Regions from separate parts of the Homo sapiens genome. Here region 2 is linked to region 1. A link is a contact called in ENCODE Hi-C data. All regions are on one chromosome and are shown on one strand. The core of a region is the stretch at or near the end of the contact, and the rest is flanking DNA. Distances in the headings are between cores, read along the strand shown. Region 1 holds the start of POLR2H (RNA polymerase II, I and III subunit H). Region 2 has its middle 45 kb from the start of EHHADH.

The links. Hi-C counts contacts between places; a loop is a spot of excess contacts on that map. Pooled maps may share reads with other maps.
Region 2: a pooled map shows a loop between it and region 1 (2.2-fold over the local background). The contact joins the enhancer-like site here to the promoter of POLR2H in region 1. A Hi-C loop is called at or near these places in 1 of 168 maps with a recorded cell type or tissue (naive thymus-derived CD4-positive, alpha-beta T cell), 1 of 37 single-sample maps with no recorded cell type and 11 of 50 pooled maps.

Annotation. Positions count from the first base shown.
Region 1 is chr3:184,359,680-184,367,431 of GRCh38, reverse strand. POLR2H (RNA polymerase II, I and III subunit H) reads right to left here and starts at 5,722. Exons shown (of 6, transcript NM_006232.5): 1 at 5,286-5,722; 2 at 3,867-4,559; 3 at 2,383-2,466; 4 at 2,206-2,299; 5 at 632-715. The coding sequence starts at 3,939. CLCN2 (chloride voltage-gated channel 2) reads left to right here and starts at 5,827. Exons shown (of 24, transcript NM_004366.6): 1 at 5,827-6,015. The coding sequence starts at 5,953. LOC124906311 (a long non-coding RNA gene) reads right to left here and starts at 7,105. Exons shown (of 3, transcript XR_007096193.1): 1 at 6,675-7,105; 2 at 6,482-6,568; 3 at 6,121-6,213. RefSeq lists enhancers at 3,283-3,352, 3,713-3,832, 7,170-7,681, 7,682-7,752 and silencers at 4,053-4,232, 4,293-4,562, 4,633-4,902, 5,463-6,052.
Region 2 is chr3:185,294,878-185,302,629 of GRCh38, reverse strand. It overlaps a transcript of MAP3K13 not described here. Among named protein-coding and RNA genes, the nearest start is that of EHHADH, 45 kb to the right of the region's middle. Within about 2 kb of position 3,234, at least 4 of the 41 ENCODE cell types and tissues checked have a DNase peak (open chromatin) inside an H3K27ac peak, as active enhancers do.

The sequences.
Region 1 (7,752 bases), core at 4,473-6,972:
AGCAAAAAGAGCAGAAGAAAACATAATAAACACCACAGTCTCCAAGAAAAAAACAGAACACCAGGATATGCAAAAAAGTCTATGTAAAAGGTTCTCTCTGGATATGGAATTACAGGTGACTTTTTTTTCCTTCTTCACATTACTCTTCTGCATTTCAAATTACTTACAAAAAGCACATATTGTTTTAATAAGACTTTAAAGAAAAGAAAAAATAGCTGGACAGGAAAACCAAGGAACTAGGGATTGGGTTACAGAGTAGCCACACACACACACACACACACACACAGCCTTTTACAGAGTAGCAAAACACACACACACACACACACACACACACACACAAAGCCTAACAGTCTAATCACTTAATGCTGCATTTATTCCTGGGGAAGCAAGTCTCCTTTGCACTTTACACAGTGAGATAATCAGTTTCTCATGTGGACCACTGGGCCAGGAGGGCCTGACAAAGGGCAGTCTACATTTCAGACTGGAAACTGCTCCCAGAACTATTTCTTTCTAGTTCCCACCTCGGTCTGAGGTGCCTGAGGAGAGGGACTCAACAGAGGAAGCAGGAGCATAGCTCAAAGTCTCAGAACATGGAAGAGGAAAAGAATCCTCACAAGATTACGTAACTTACAGGCGTGTTGCTGCTTCAGTAGAAGTTTCATCTCCCTCAATCCTGTACACTTTTCCATACATTACATACTCAAACTGGTCAGCCCTATGGAGCAATAGCAGCAAAGTTATTCTTAACAGTAATTAACAATATAAAAGATCCCATTTAAAAATGGTTACTGGTCAGCCGGGCGTGGTGGCTCAAGCCTGTAACCCCAGCACTTTGGGAGGCCAAGGCGGGCAGATCACGAGGTCAGGAGATCGAGACCATCCTGGCTAACACAGTGAAACCCCATCTCTACTAAAAATACAAAAAAATTAGCCGGGCGTGGTAGTGGGCTCCTGTAGTCCCAGCTACTCAGGAGGCTGAGGTAGGAGAATGGCGTGAACCCGGGAGGCGGAGCTTGCAGTGAACTGAGATCGCGCCACTGCACTCCAGCCTGGGCCACAGAGCAAGACTCCGTCTCAAAAAAAAAAAAAAAAATGGTTACTGGTAACTAAATGCCAGCATTATAACAACAGGCACATTACAAACATGATGTCATTTAGTCCTCATGGCAACCCCATGAGCTAGGCATGACCATCTCTATTTTATTGATGAGGAAACAGGCTGAAGGAGATTAAGGTTACTCAACAAATAAGTGGTAGAGCTGAGAAATGAACTCAAGTGGGGTGCCAAAGTCTTTCCATCACACCAAGCTCCCTCCCAAGACACAAGACCCACATGGCCTAGGTCACTCAGCAGTTACCTCCTCAGCCTTCAAAAGGCTGCAACTCACAAGCATGTAATCACTGTTATAGATAAATACCTGGTTGTTTGAATTTTTTTCTTTTTTTTTTTTTTTTTGAGACGGAGTCTCGCTCTGTCGCCCAGGCTGGAGTGCAGTGGCGGGATCTCGGCTCACTGCAAGCTCCGCCTCCCGGGTTCACGCCATTCTCCTGCCTCAGCCTCCCAAGTAGCTGGGACTACAGGCGCCCGCCACTACGCCCGGCTAATTTTTTTTTGTATTTTTAGTAGAGACGGGGTTTCACCGTTTTAGCCAGGATGGTCTCGATCTCCTGACCTCGTGATCCGCCCGCCTCGGCCTCCCAAAGTGCTGGGATTACAGGCGTGAGCCACCGCGCCCGGCCCGAATTTTTTTCTTTTTTTTTGAGACACGGTCTTGCTCTGTCACCCAGGCTGGAGTGCAGTGGTGCAATCATGGCTCACTGCAGCCTCAACCTCCCTGGCTCAGGCAATCCTCCCACCTCAGCCTCCCAGGCAGCTGGGACTACAGGCACATGACACCATGCCCAGCCTTTTTTTTTTTTCTCTCTTCTTTTTTGTAGCAGTGAGGTTTCGCTATGTTGCTCAGGCTGGTCTTGAACTCCTGGACTCAAGCAATCCTCCTGCCTCGGCCTCCCAAAGTGCTTGGGTTACAGGTGTGAGCCACGGTGCCTGGCCTGTTTGAATTCTTAAGTGCAGAAATTTCCTTAAGGTTACTCAGATTCTGCTGATCATCATTTATTCCAGGAATTTTAGAAGAGTCTTTCTATATCACTTATCTACTTAGTCCTCAAGGCATATTTCAAGTATTACCTTCTCCACTCCCTCACCTGGAAGGCCTATCATCAGTGGGGTTGTATTCACCATCATCCAGGGTACCATCTTCATACAAGGTACTAGCTATGACCAACCGAAACTTGTCACCTGAAAATAACAGCAATATCAGAGAGTAAAGAATAGCAGAAGCAGCAAAAAGTCTCTTATTATTGTCTGTATTCAATACTTACCCAAGTCTACAGGGTAAATTTGAATGTTTACATCTAAGATTAGATCCATCTTGAAAGATTCACTCTCACAATGCAGTCGAGACACTGGGGAGAAGCAGGAAAAGAGTGACAGAGGTATTGCCAAGGCAGATCCTACAGTGTGGGATTGTATGCAACAGGATACTCAATCTAACCCAGTCTACATCCAGTGGTCTCTCATCTGCTCTCATAGAAATTCAGGCTCAATCAGAACCAGATATGCAAGAAGGAAAAGGGGAGAAAAACTGTGGCAAGCGAACGTAATCCCCAGAAAACAACCAAAGATACTCCAGCAGCAAAGCCTGCCTGGATGACTGAGAACCTGACTCTGGGCAAGTTATTCAATCATCCAAAGGTTTTCTCTTTCTATGCTAGGCACTGTGCTGAGGGGAGTGACCAAGATGTATAAGAACTGGTATCCGTCTTGAAAAACATCTTAGTCTCCAGGCAAAGAAAGAGACATCAAAGAGAAAATTATTGATAGATGACAAAATAAAGAGGTGTAGGCCGGTGCAGTGGCTCATGCCTGTAATCCCGACATTTTGGGAGGCCGAGGCAGGTGGATCATTTGAGATCAGGAGTTTGAGACCAGCCTGGCCAACACGGTGAAACCCTGTCTCTACTAAAAATACAAAATTAGCCAGGCGTGGTGGCGCATGCCTGTAATCCCAGCTACTTGGGAGGTTGAGGCAGAGAATCGCTTGAACCCGGGAGACGGAGGTTGTGGTGAGCTAAAATCGTGCCACTACACTCCAGCCTGGGCAACAGAGAAAGGCTGCGTCTCAAAAAAAAAAAGGTATATACCAAGCAGCTAACTCTAACTCAAAGAAGACTTCACAAAGCGCTAAAGATTCTGAGGGCAATACAAGAATATAGGCTCTGAAGTCAGATTACTCGCTGTGAAGCCTTGGGTGGTTTACTCAACCTCTCAGAGAAAAATGGGAAAGGCACCACCCACCTCATGAGGACTGTCATTTTTTTGAGACGGAGTCTCGCTCTGCCGCCCAGGCTGGCGTGCAGTGGCGCGATCTTGGCTCACTGCAACCTCCGCCTCCCAGGTTCAGGCAATTCTCCTGCCTTAGCCTCCCAAGTAGCTGGGATTACAGGCGCCCGCCACCACGCCAGGCTAATTTTTGTATTTTTGGTAGAGACGGGGTTTCACCATGTTGGCCAGGCTGGTCTCACAAGACAGTGTCTAGCACAGAGCAGGTAGCGATTATAAATATGCCTAGGAGTTTGCCAGCACCATGACAAAAGGCCACCCAGGCACCGGGCACGGCATGCGTGAAGCCAGAGAGAGCTCGGGAGTCTCCGTTTTCTCATCCATAAAATGTTTACTGAGGGAGGTCCCTACACCAGGACCTGCTGGTAGGGGCAGGCCACAAGAGCTGGGTGGACACGGGGCCCAGGGGCATGTCCGCGAGGTTAGCCTCTTCCTCCAAACCGCCCCTACATACCTTACTTACCTCGGTCAAACTTCTTGCCCTCCGGGTCAATATCCTTCACATCGAAAATATCCTCAAACAGGATGCCCGCCATCGCGAGGGGGCCACGAGAGCAGCAGAAGGGGTGAGAGCGCGACCACAGTTGGGAGTACGTGCACCCCCTAGCGTGGACAAGACCGGAGAGAACCAAAAGCACCTCCTGAAAGCGCGGCGGCCAGACGAGAGTGGCGCATGCGCACAAACAAGCGGTAACGCGACCACTTCCGCCACAGCCTCCCGCTCGGGGCTACTTAACTTCCGTCCCGAAAGATTGCTTCCGAGAGGCTTCGGCATTGAGGGCGGGTCTCATGTCCAGGTGGCTCTGCCCAGGGCGGGGAAGCAATAGGCTGTAGAGCGGGTTCTCGCGCTCCGCTGGGGCCCTACTGCGCCCTCTTCAGAGGCCGGGTTCCGAAGACTGGAATGCGTGGGGGCCTAACCCAGGCAGGGACCTTGATCCTTGGCCCAGAGAAGCCGGGCCCTAGCCCTACCCCGCCGGTCCGCGTGCCCGCCGAGGGCACAGTCCGCGCCGAGGGCAGGTGGAGCAGAACCCCGCCCCAGAGGTGCCCAGCCCCTCCAGCCGGCACCGAGGACCCCGGGGCCGGCCTGGGCCGGCTCGGCCCTGCTGGACGTAACCCGAGCCGGATCCGTCCAGTTTGGGAATTTGCCATGACGTCGCTATGGAGAAGAGGAAAGCCTGCATTGTCCCCTCCTCTCGTACTGCACCCTCCCACCACTGCCCTCCCTCTTCCCCCCAGGCCCTGCTCTCTTCCCCTACACCGCCCCTTCAGCCGGGCTCCCGCCACCCCCCTCCCCCGGGCATTACCCCTCCAGCTTAGTGCTGCGCGTTCCCCCTCCACTGCCTTCTCCTGGACACGGATCCCCTCCGTGCCCCTTCAGCCTGGCACTGCCCTGTCCCTTGGATACCAGCTCTTCCCTCACACTGGCCCTTCCTCCTGAGTGCTGGCTTCTATCACAAGGCCCCCCCTTCCCGGGCACTGCTCCCGCCCCCTGAGCCCCGCCTCTGCCTCCCAAATGCCCCTTACTCCTGGTGCTGGCTCTCCCGCACACTTGTGCGTTTCCTGGGCGCTGCCCTCGCTCCTCTCACACTATCTCTACGCTGCCCATCCACCCTGCGCGCGCTCCGCCCTCTGTTCTATCCTTCCCCAGCCCCTGATAGAGAACCCAGAACACCAGCAGGCAGTTCCCCCAAAGCGGAGGGATGGAAGCAGCGACTTGGGTTCCTCCTTGGGCCCAGCCAGGGAGAAGCGACCCACGCCCGCGTCCCAGGAGTAGACTTCCCGGCACCTGGAGCTCCCTTCCCTCCGGCCTACCCCTTCCGGTGCCCTCCCCAACCTCCACCCCCGCACACCCCGCAGGCCCGGTTGCTCCAAGTGCACCTACCCACGGGAGCCCCGAGAAAAGGAAGGATGAGGAAGACGGCCCCAACCCTCTCCGAATCCTTCCAGCTTTGCTTTTCACCCCTGACGGGGCAGAGGGGCCTTCCCAGGCCTGTCTGGGCCGCTCGTCTCTTCGGAGGGGCAGAGGGGAGGCGGCTCCTAACGGGCTGACCCGGAGGAGTCCGATGTAGACAGCTCCGCAGCCCCCAGCCCCAACCCCTACGGAGCTCAGGCGTCTGCAGCCCCTCCTGCCTGGGCACGGGGAACCGCGAACCCGGGCCGGCCCCTCCACGTGCCAGTAGACCCGCCCCTCCCGGGCGCCCCTCTCCGACCCGGGCATCCGCAGGGAGCCGGCGCGGGCTTGCGCCTTCCCAGCGCCCCTTGCCGCCTCTCGGGAGGCCCCGCGCGGACCCCAGCCTGGCTGGGCCGTCCCCTCCGGATGGGCCGGCGGGCGGAGCAGCGCAGAGGGCACCGCCCTCGGCCCGCCCGCCGGGGAGGGGACGCGAGCGGGAGGCTGCGCCAGCGGCGCCCGCCGGGGGCCCGCCGCACTCTGCTCTCGGCCTCCCGGGCTGCGGGGACGGGACGGCTGCCGGCGCGGACTTTGCGGGCCGGGAGCCGAGTCCAGGACAGAGCCGGAACCGCCGAGGGAGGCGAGAGGGCAGTGCGCGGAGATGGCGGCCGCGGCGGCGGAGGAAGGGATGGAGCCACGGGCGCTGCAGTACGAGCAGACCCTGGTAAGTGAAGCTGAGCTGAGCCCCAGGAGTGCGCTCCGGGACCCCTGCTCCAGGTTACCCTGGGAAGCGCGAGGACCAGGGGCCTACCCTAATCCTGTCCTAGCATTTTGAGCTGGGGAAACTGAGGCTTGGAAGTCTGAGGCTGCAGGGCCGAAGGGATGGAAAACTGCATGCTGGTTTCTGGCTGAGGCTGAGGGCCTGCAGAGGACAAGGACACCAGGTACTTGTCTCAGGTGTCCTTCCCCTCACCCCACAACATGCACGTTTTCTTTGCACCTCCCCTTCACCACCTGGGCCCAAGTCTCAGCACCCCACTGCCCCTTCCGCGGCACCATTCACACCATTGAACTTTCTCTACGCCACTATCTCCACCACCCAAGACATTCTCTGTGTCCCTGCCATGTGCATGGCACCATGCTAAGCATAGAATCGAGTGTGTAGAAAGATGGTCAGCCCCAGACCCTACCTCTGGAGGCTCCACACCCAGCGTTGGCTCCAGGAGCCCCTCAGTTGACTCTGGAAAAAGGTGGCTTGCCACTCTGGGGGACAGGAGCTTTAGGGAGGGTGGGTGAAGCAGGAATGGGTGTGGGAATTGGGACCTTTGTCTATGCTGATGCGGGGTATCCAGCCCCCACCCACCCCAGGGTGTGTCCCCTGACCTCATTAGAAGCAGGGGTCCTGGGCTCTGAGCTGACTTATCGCCCCCATTGTTACTTGGTGTTTGAGAAGCCACGTGACCCTCCTCATGTCACTGGGGTGGAAGACCCAAGCCCTAGGGAAAGGAAGGGGCCCGTGGTTCCTTTTTACCAGCTTGGGCTGGAATTTGCCCAGGAAGGTGGCAGGGAGGGAACGTCTTGGAGAGGAGAGGCTATAAGTCTGGGAGGTGCCCAGTTAGGAGAAAGTAGCTGGATGAATCAGGATGTCAGGGAGAGGTGGGAGTAGAGCAAGGGTAGAGGGGCCAACCCTTGGGATGGGGTAGGAGACACTTGCCAATCTGCCCAGACCAGGATAGGAGCATGGTCAAGGAAGCCAGGCACCTGGCCTCTGAAATGGTGCCTCTTAACACCAGCCACCTCTCCATCTCCGTCCCTTCCAGCTGTCTCTGGAATGAGCTCTCAGGGTCGAGCTCTGTCCCGGGCACTCTGTGCTCCAGCCTGCTCCCGCCCCCCTTCACCATCCTATCCCTTTGTCTTTCTCTCCCACTCTCACCTCCCTCCTCCTACACCGTGCTTGCCTCTTAATACTCTCCATTCTCTTCCTCCTCCGTACTTCTTCCTCTCTCATCCCCTTCTTTCTCTTCTCCATCCCTTCGCCTTCCCTCTCTTTTCTCTTCTACTTTCTCCTCTCTAGTTCCCTCTCTTCTCTTTGCTTTCCCTTTCCTATCTCTCACCCTCTCTCTGTCTCTATCTTTCCCTCCCTCCCTCCCCCCCATCCCAGCCCCAACAGGAGCCCTTTGTGTCCCGAAGCTCTGCGGGTGGCAGCCAGAATCTACTCCTCCCCGCCCCCCAACACACGCCCAGCTTGGCAGGTCTAGCCATGGTTCAGGCGACTCTCCCGTCCCATCACCCCAGCATCCACAGTCACAGCCCAGCCATCCTCAGCCTCCGCTGTCCCCCAACCCACCGCTGGGCTCAGTGCAGCTCCAGAATGGGGCTGAGGCCACCAAGCCCTCTCCACCCACCCTAAGTGAGAGGCTTTCCACTCCCAGCTGGGCTGGCAGGCTGGTGGGGGTGGCAG
Region 2 (7,752 bases), core at 1,985-4,484, 940 kb before region 1:
AAAAACGAAACTAAGAAAACAAACCCATTTATAATAGCATCAAAAAGAATAAAATAATTAGGAATAAATGTAAAGAAGGAGGGAAAAGACTTGTACATTGAAAACTATAAAACATTGCTGAAAGAAATTAAAGAAGACACAAATAAATGAAAAGACATCCCATACTCATGGAGTGAAGACTTAATATTATTTATTTGTTAATTTATTTATTTACTTTTTCAGACAGTCTCGCTCTGTCACCCAGGTTGGAGTGCAGTAGTGGGATCTCAGCTCACTGCAACCTCTGCCCCCCAGATTCAAGCAATTCTCCTGCTTCAGCCTCCCAGGTAGCTGGGATTACAGGTGTGCACCACCACACTCAGCTAATTTTTTTTTTTTTTTGTATTTTTAGTAGAGACAGGGTTTCATTATGTTGGCCAGGCTGGTCTCGAACTCCTGACCTCAAGTAATCCACCCGCCTTGGCCTCCCAAAGTGCTGGGATTACAGGCGTAAGCCACTGCGCCTGGCAAGACTTATTATTAAAATGTCCATACTACCTAGAGGGACCTACAGATATTATTAAAATGTCCATACTACCTAAAGTGACCTACAGATTCACGCAATCCCTATCAAAATCCTAACAACATTTTTGCAGAAATAGAAAACAAAAATTTTTAATTCATATGAAATCTCAAAAGGCTCTGAATAGCCTTAAAAAATATGAGAAAGAAGAAAAAGCTGAAGGCCTCAAACTTCCTGACTTCAACATATATTACAAAACTTTAGTAATCAAAACAGAATAGTACTGGCATAAACAGACATATTGTCCAATGGAACAGAATAGCCCCAAAATGAACCCTCATGTATATGGTCAAATGATCTTTGACAAGGGTGCTGAGGTCACACAATGGGAAAAGGACAGTCTCTTCAACAAATGGCATTGGGAAAACTGGATGTCCACATGCAAAAGAATGAAGTTGGACCCTTGCCATACAAAGGTCCTATAAAATTTGACTACAAAGATGAACTCAGAATGGATCATAGGCCTAACTGTAAGACCTGAAACTATAACACTCCTGGAAGATAACACAGGGGAAAAGCTTAATGACATTGGGTTTGGCAATTATTATTTGGATATTGACATGAAAAGCACAGGCAACAAGTGCAAAAATTAGACAAATGGGACTACAGCGAACTTACAAACTTACATGCAGCAAAGGAAATAATCTAAGAGTGAAAAGGCAACCTTAAAAAGTTTCTCAAGAGAACTTGACAAAAATCCAGAATATATTAATATAATGAAGTCTTACAACTCAATAATAAAAAAAAAAAAATCCAATTTAAAAATGGGCAAAGAACTTGACAGACATTTCTCCAAAGAAGAGATACAAATGACCGACAAACATATGAAAAGATCCTCAACATCAATAACCATCAGGGAAAGGGAAATTAAAACCAGAATAGTATCACCTCATACCTATTAGGATGACCACTGTTAAAAAATTAATTAATTAAAAATAAATAAATAAATAAAAATAATAAGTGTTGGTAAGGATGTAGAGTACTTGGAGTCTCTGTACACTGTTGGTGGGAATGTAAAATAGTGCAGCTGCTATGGAAAACAGTAGGGAAGTTCCTCAAAAAATTAAAAATAGAATTACCATATGACCTAGCAATCCCACTTCTGGGTATATATCCAAAAGAATTCAAAACAAGATTTCAAAGAGATATTCACACGCTCATGTTCATTGCAGTATTGGTCACAATAGCCAACAACCTAAATGTCCACCAACAGATGAATAAAGAAAATTTGGTATATTCACACAATGGATATTATTCAGCCTTAAAAAAGAAGGTAGGCCAGGCGTGGTGGCTCATGTCTGTAATCCCAGCACTTTGGGAGGCTGAGACAGGTGGATCACTTGAGGTCAGGAGTTTGAGACCAGCCTGACCAACATGGTGAATCCCTGTCTCTACTAAAAATACAAAAATTAGCCAGCGTGATGCCAGGCACCTGTGGTCCCAGCTAGTCAGGAGGCTGAGGCAGAATAATTGCTTGAACCTGGGAGGCTGGAGGTTGCAGTGAGCCGAGATGGCGCCATTGCACTCCAGCCTGGGCAACAAAGCTACACTCCATCTGAAAAAGAAAAAAAAGAAAAAAAAAATAAGGAAATAGGGCCGGGCGTGGTGGCTCACGCCTGTAATCCCAGCACTTTGGGAGGCCAAGGCAGGTGGATCACCTGTGATCAGGAGTTCGAGACAAGTGAAACCCCATCTCTACTAAAAATACAAAAACTTAGCTGGGCGTGGTGGCGGGTGCCTGTCCCAGCTACTCGGGAGGCTGAGGCAGGAGAATAGCTTGAACCGGGGAGGCGGAGGTTGCAATAAGCCGAGATCGTGCCACTGCACTCTAGCCTGGGCAACAGAGTGAAACTCTGTCTGAAAAAAAAAAAAAAAAAAGAAAAGAAGGAAATCCTATCATATGCTACAACACAGATGAACTCTGAGGACACTGTGTTAAGTGAAACGAACCAGCCACAAAAAGAAAAATATTGCATGATTCCACTTATGTGAAGTATCAAAAATAGTCAAACTCTTAGAAATGGGAAGTAGAATGGTGCTACTAGTAGAATGGGGAAGAGAGAAAAGGTGAGTTATTCAAGGGGTACAGAGTTTCAGTTTTGCAAGATGAAGAAGTTCTAGAGATCTGTTTCACAACAATATATATACCGTTAACACTACTGTACTGTATCTTTAAAAATTGTTTTAAAAAGAGAGAGAGAGGGCCGGGCGCGGTGGCTCACGCCTGTAATCCCAGCACTTTGGGAGGCCGAGGCGGGTGGATCATGAGGTCAGGAGATCGAGACCATCCTGGCTAACAAGGTGAAACCCCGTCTCTACTAAAAATACAAAAAATTAGCCGGGCGCGGTGGCGGGCGCCTGTAGTCCCAGCTACTCGGGAGGCTGAGGCAGGAGAATGGCGTGAACCCGGGAGGCGGAGCTTGCAGTGAGCCGAGATTGCGCCACTGCAGTCCGCAGTCCGGCCTGGGCGACAGAGCGAGACTCCGTCTCAAAAAAAAAAAAAAAAAAAAAAAAGAGAGAGAGAGAGAAAACAGACAGACATACAGAGAAGATAGCAATATGAAGATGGGGTCATCGACTGAAATGTTGTTACACAGCACATTGCTGTACTTCATTCTGGCAGCCCTAGGAAAGTAACACAAGGGCCCACAGAAGAAAGCTTGCAAGTGAGTGCAGGCTCCTTTTGTGACTGGGGCTTCCCGTTATTCTGAAATGTTACATTAGCCCACATTCAGCCTTTAAGAATTCATTACAGTTTTAGCTGCTTTCTTCTTACCTACCTTTACGGTGCCTTCTCTTCCTCCTATGCTCTGCCAAAGGTAACACAGTTTCTGTGTCCTGTCTCTCTTCAAAAGGGCTTGCCTCTCTTTGGAATTTCAGTTCATCTGATTGCCTTGTGACCTCAACTCTCTGATGAGCTCAAGAAGCATCATGACTTTGTGGATTATCAAGATTTTTCTCATTGTTATGATGGGAACAATGTTCTCTTGCAACATTCTACATCCTAAACAGAAGCAAAATTTTCAGCATTTCCTGAAAGATGATTCCAAGGGTTATTAATAGATTTTATGAGCGAAAAAGAATTGTGATTACACGTTTGGAACGTGTTAAGATACACTATAAACTTTCAAAAAAGACTGCAACATTTTCCAAACATGTCATTACAGAACCCTTTTGGCTTACAAAATCTCTTGCAGTTGTGTCAGACATTCTGTGTACCATAGTTTAGGAGATAATGAGTTAAACGCCTAGACATGTTTTTTTTGTCCTCACTATATGGCAAAATTAGTGTCAGCAAACCAGTTGGGGGATATTTTCTTTCTGCCACTTCACCACTTTGACTGAAAATAAGATCTTTCTGTTTCTACATCACTTATGCTGGAAGATACGGTGACCTTTGCATTACTTCTGTCTCTTCTCAGGTTTTCTCCCGTTACTCATCAAATGCCAAAATGAGGAGATACTTGACTTCTTAAAAAATGAACATAAAGTTCCATCAAATAAATAAAATATGTAAAGTAAATTCAATAAACATATTTTAAATTAGTTAGGATAATGTATACTTACACATTAAATATAACAACACAAATTTAATCAGCAACATGTTATACATAATGCTTTTGGTAAAATACTTTCCCTTTGAGTTGTCCATTTTAATGGTTCTGTGGTGTTCTTAATGTTTCTCCTCATTTCCTTTCCTTGAAATACGTGGAACATAAATGGTTTTTTTAAAACATACATATTTCCATTATTTCCCTAAGTCTATGGTTCATTTAGTTTTCCTCTTTCAACCCTGAAAAAAATGGTGTGGGACAGATGTGACTTCAAATGTAATATTTATCTCTAAGTAAAAGATAGAAAAGAGAAAGCTTTCTAAGAAAGAAGAAAAAAATCAAATAAGAACTAGCACATTTTGCAAGTGGAACACCATTTAGCTAAATATTCTTATCTTTTGCCTCAAAAATACCAGCTTTGTTTAGTGAGGTACTGCAGAGTTTACTGAAAGGCCTGTAGTCCGTCGCCACGTTCCCTGCTTTATCTCTGGCCTGCAGACATGGCAATAATTCTCAGACTCAGTTTTAAAAGACAAAAAAAAAAAAAGACAGAATTAGGAAACTATACATACCATGAACAGAAAGACATGTACTGTACAATATCTATTAATTGTATGCACACAGAGAGAGAGAGAGAGAGTAGCTCTTATTTTGGTTACTGTATTGGTGAAAAATTTCTTGAAGTCTAATTCATCTAACTCCCAATCTTCCTACCCTGTTTAGTTGTGACTACATAAGAACCTGTTTCTTTTTCTTTTCTTTTCTTTTTTTTTTTTTTTGAGACGGAGTCTCACTGTGTTGCCCAGACTGGAGTGCAGTGGCACGGTCTCAGCTCATTGCAACCTCCGCCTCCTGGGTTCAAGAGATTCTCCCACCTCAGTCTCCCGAGTAGCTGGGATTACAGGCATGTGCCACCACACCTGGCTGATTTTTGTATTATTAGTAGAGACAGGGTTTCACCATGTTGGCCAGGCTGGTCTCGAACTCCTGACCTCAGGTGATCTGCCTGCCTTGTCCTCCCAAAATGCTGGGATTACAGGTGTGAGTCACTGCGCCCAGCCAATAACCTATTTCTAAGTTGCCAATTATCTACCTCAAAAGGAAGGAAGCCACAACCACTGGACTCTCATGCTACCTCATGATTAGAGGAGGAGAAACTGGGGTAATTGATGTGCTGGTTGGTATTTTTCACAGCTTTCAAAAATATCCAATTACTAGGTTTAAATCAACCTTGGGAATGTCCTGGACATGACATAAGCAGAGGTAGTAGCTGTGACTACCATCTCTCAAATGTAGCAGAGCCTTTGTAATGGACAGACTGTGTACATTTTATGCCAATAGGAAATTTCCTAATACAGAAAGCAAGTTTTTTTTTAGAAGAGTAACTGCACAATGTCTTATAGTTAAATAGGTTTTCTGGGTTTCTATGTAAGACTCAAATATCTGTGACCTGTGCCAGAGAACAAATTCTTGATTCCAGTTCAATCATTTCTGAGCAACCTAACTCTCTAATAAGTCAAATTTATAACATGACTTTAGCCACTGTGCAGGACCTTCTGTACATTAACTTTACCCACTTTAATACTATTACATTTGCTTTGTCTTATTCTCTTTATGTCCCCATCCTACATACTATATGCATTTTAAAATATTTTTTAGAACAAGGCAGGATATAAATAAATTTAATTAATTCATCTTGTAAAATCATCTTGAAATATTAAGTCCTCATAATTTGGGCTACAGGTCTCATTGTCCCAAATATGCATCTCTGTGAGTACAGGTTAAATTCACTCAACTAATAAATAAGTTCTAAGGGCCCACCATGTGTCAGTCACTGTTCTCAACACTGGGGAAAATACCTATGAAGAGAATGCCAATCAGAGATAAGTACAATGGAGAACAGTAAAGCAGAGAAGACTAGGGATGCCATGTAGTGAGGTTACAATTTTAAATAAGATGGTCAAAGAGGGCCTCACTGAGGTCACATAACCTGAAGGGCCTAAAGAAGATGAGAGATTAAACCAGATAGATATCTAAGGCAAGGGTATTCCAGGCACAGGGAATATCAAGTACAAAGGTCCTGAGGCAGAAGGAAGCTTGGCATTTCTAAGGATCAGCTAAGAGATCTGGGCTGGGTAGTCCAATAGATGGTAGAGAGGTAAGGAGAGAGCAGAGGCATATCAGGTAAGGCCCTGGAGACCATTATAAGGACTTGGGCTCATACTTGGAGTGAGATGAGAAGCAACTGAAGGGTTTTGGTTTGTGTGTTTGAGACAGGGTCTTGCTCTGTTACCCAGGCTGGAGTGCAGTGGCACAATCATGGCTCACCGCAGCCTGGACCTCCTGGGCTCCAGCAATCCTTCCACCTCAGCCTCCTGAGTAGCTGGGACTACAGGTGTGTGCCACAATGCCCGGCTCATTTTTAAATTATTTTTATTTTGTAGAGACTGGAGTCTCACTGTGTTGCTGGTCTTGAACTCCTGGCCTCAAGCAATCCTCCTGCCTTGGCCTCCGAAAGTGCTGGAATTGCAGTCGTGAGCACTGCAGTCAGTCAAGAGGAGGGTTTTGAACAGAGGAAGTTAAACAACCCAGAACTTACAGTACTGAAATATCTAAGTGAAGAGTGGTGGCTGTGGGAAGAATCAGTTGACAAATATTTACTGAATCCCTACTATTTGCCAGGAAATTTCCTAAACACTGGGCATACAGTGTAATAAAACATGCACCAGTCATTGCCCTCCTGAAGGTTGTCTTGTAAGATTATTAATAAATGATTATATATGAGAAATAATTACAACTATGCTAGATGTGAGAAAAAAATGGGTGATTTATGACAGAATGATAGAGAAGGGAGGTCTAATCTAGTCTGAGATATGGAGGAAGGCTTCTTGGAAAAAATAATATTTAAAGTGAGACTGGTAGTATGAGTAGAAGTGGGTTATGTGAAGAGGAACAGGAGAGAGGAGGGCATTCCAAGCAGAAAGTATCTGCTCTGCAAAAGCCCTAAAGAAGGCTGGGCGCTGTGGCTTACGCCTGTAATCCCAGCACTTTGGGAGGCCCAGGTGGGTGGATCACGAGGTCAGGAGTTCAAGACCAGCCTGGCCCACATGGTGAAACCCCATCTCTACTAAAAATACAAAAATTAGCCAGGCATAGTGGCGGGCGCCTATAATCCCAGCTACTTGGGAGGCAGAGGCAGAGAACTGCTTGAACCTGGGAGGCGGAGGTTGCAGTGAGCCAAGATTGCACCACTGCACTCCAGCCTGGGCGACAGAGCAAAACTCCGTCTCAAAAACAACAACAACAACAACAACAAAAACAACAACAAATACCCTGAAGAAAAAAAAATGGCATTGTCAGAGAATTGGAAGACCATTATGGCTTGAGCTTAGTAGACAAAGAATGATTGAAGATTTGGGGCTGAATTCTAAGGGCAATAAGATAATAAGAGTTTAGATTGGAGGACCAAAAAGATTAGAATTGTATTTTTAAAAATCAGTCTAAAAGCAATGAGATTAGAGGGGGGAGGAGTAAATACAAAAAACCATTGAAGAGTTATTGCAAAAATGTAGGCGAAGATGATAAAATAAATAAGGATGGACATGGAAACAGGTGAATAATTTGAAAGATATTTAG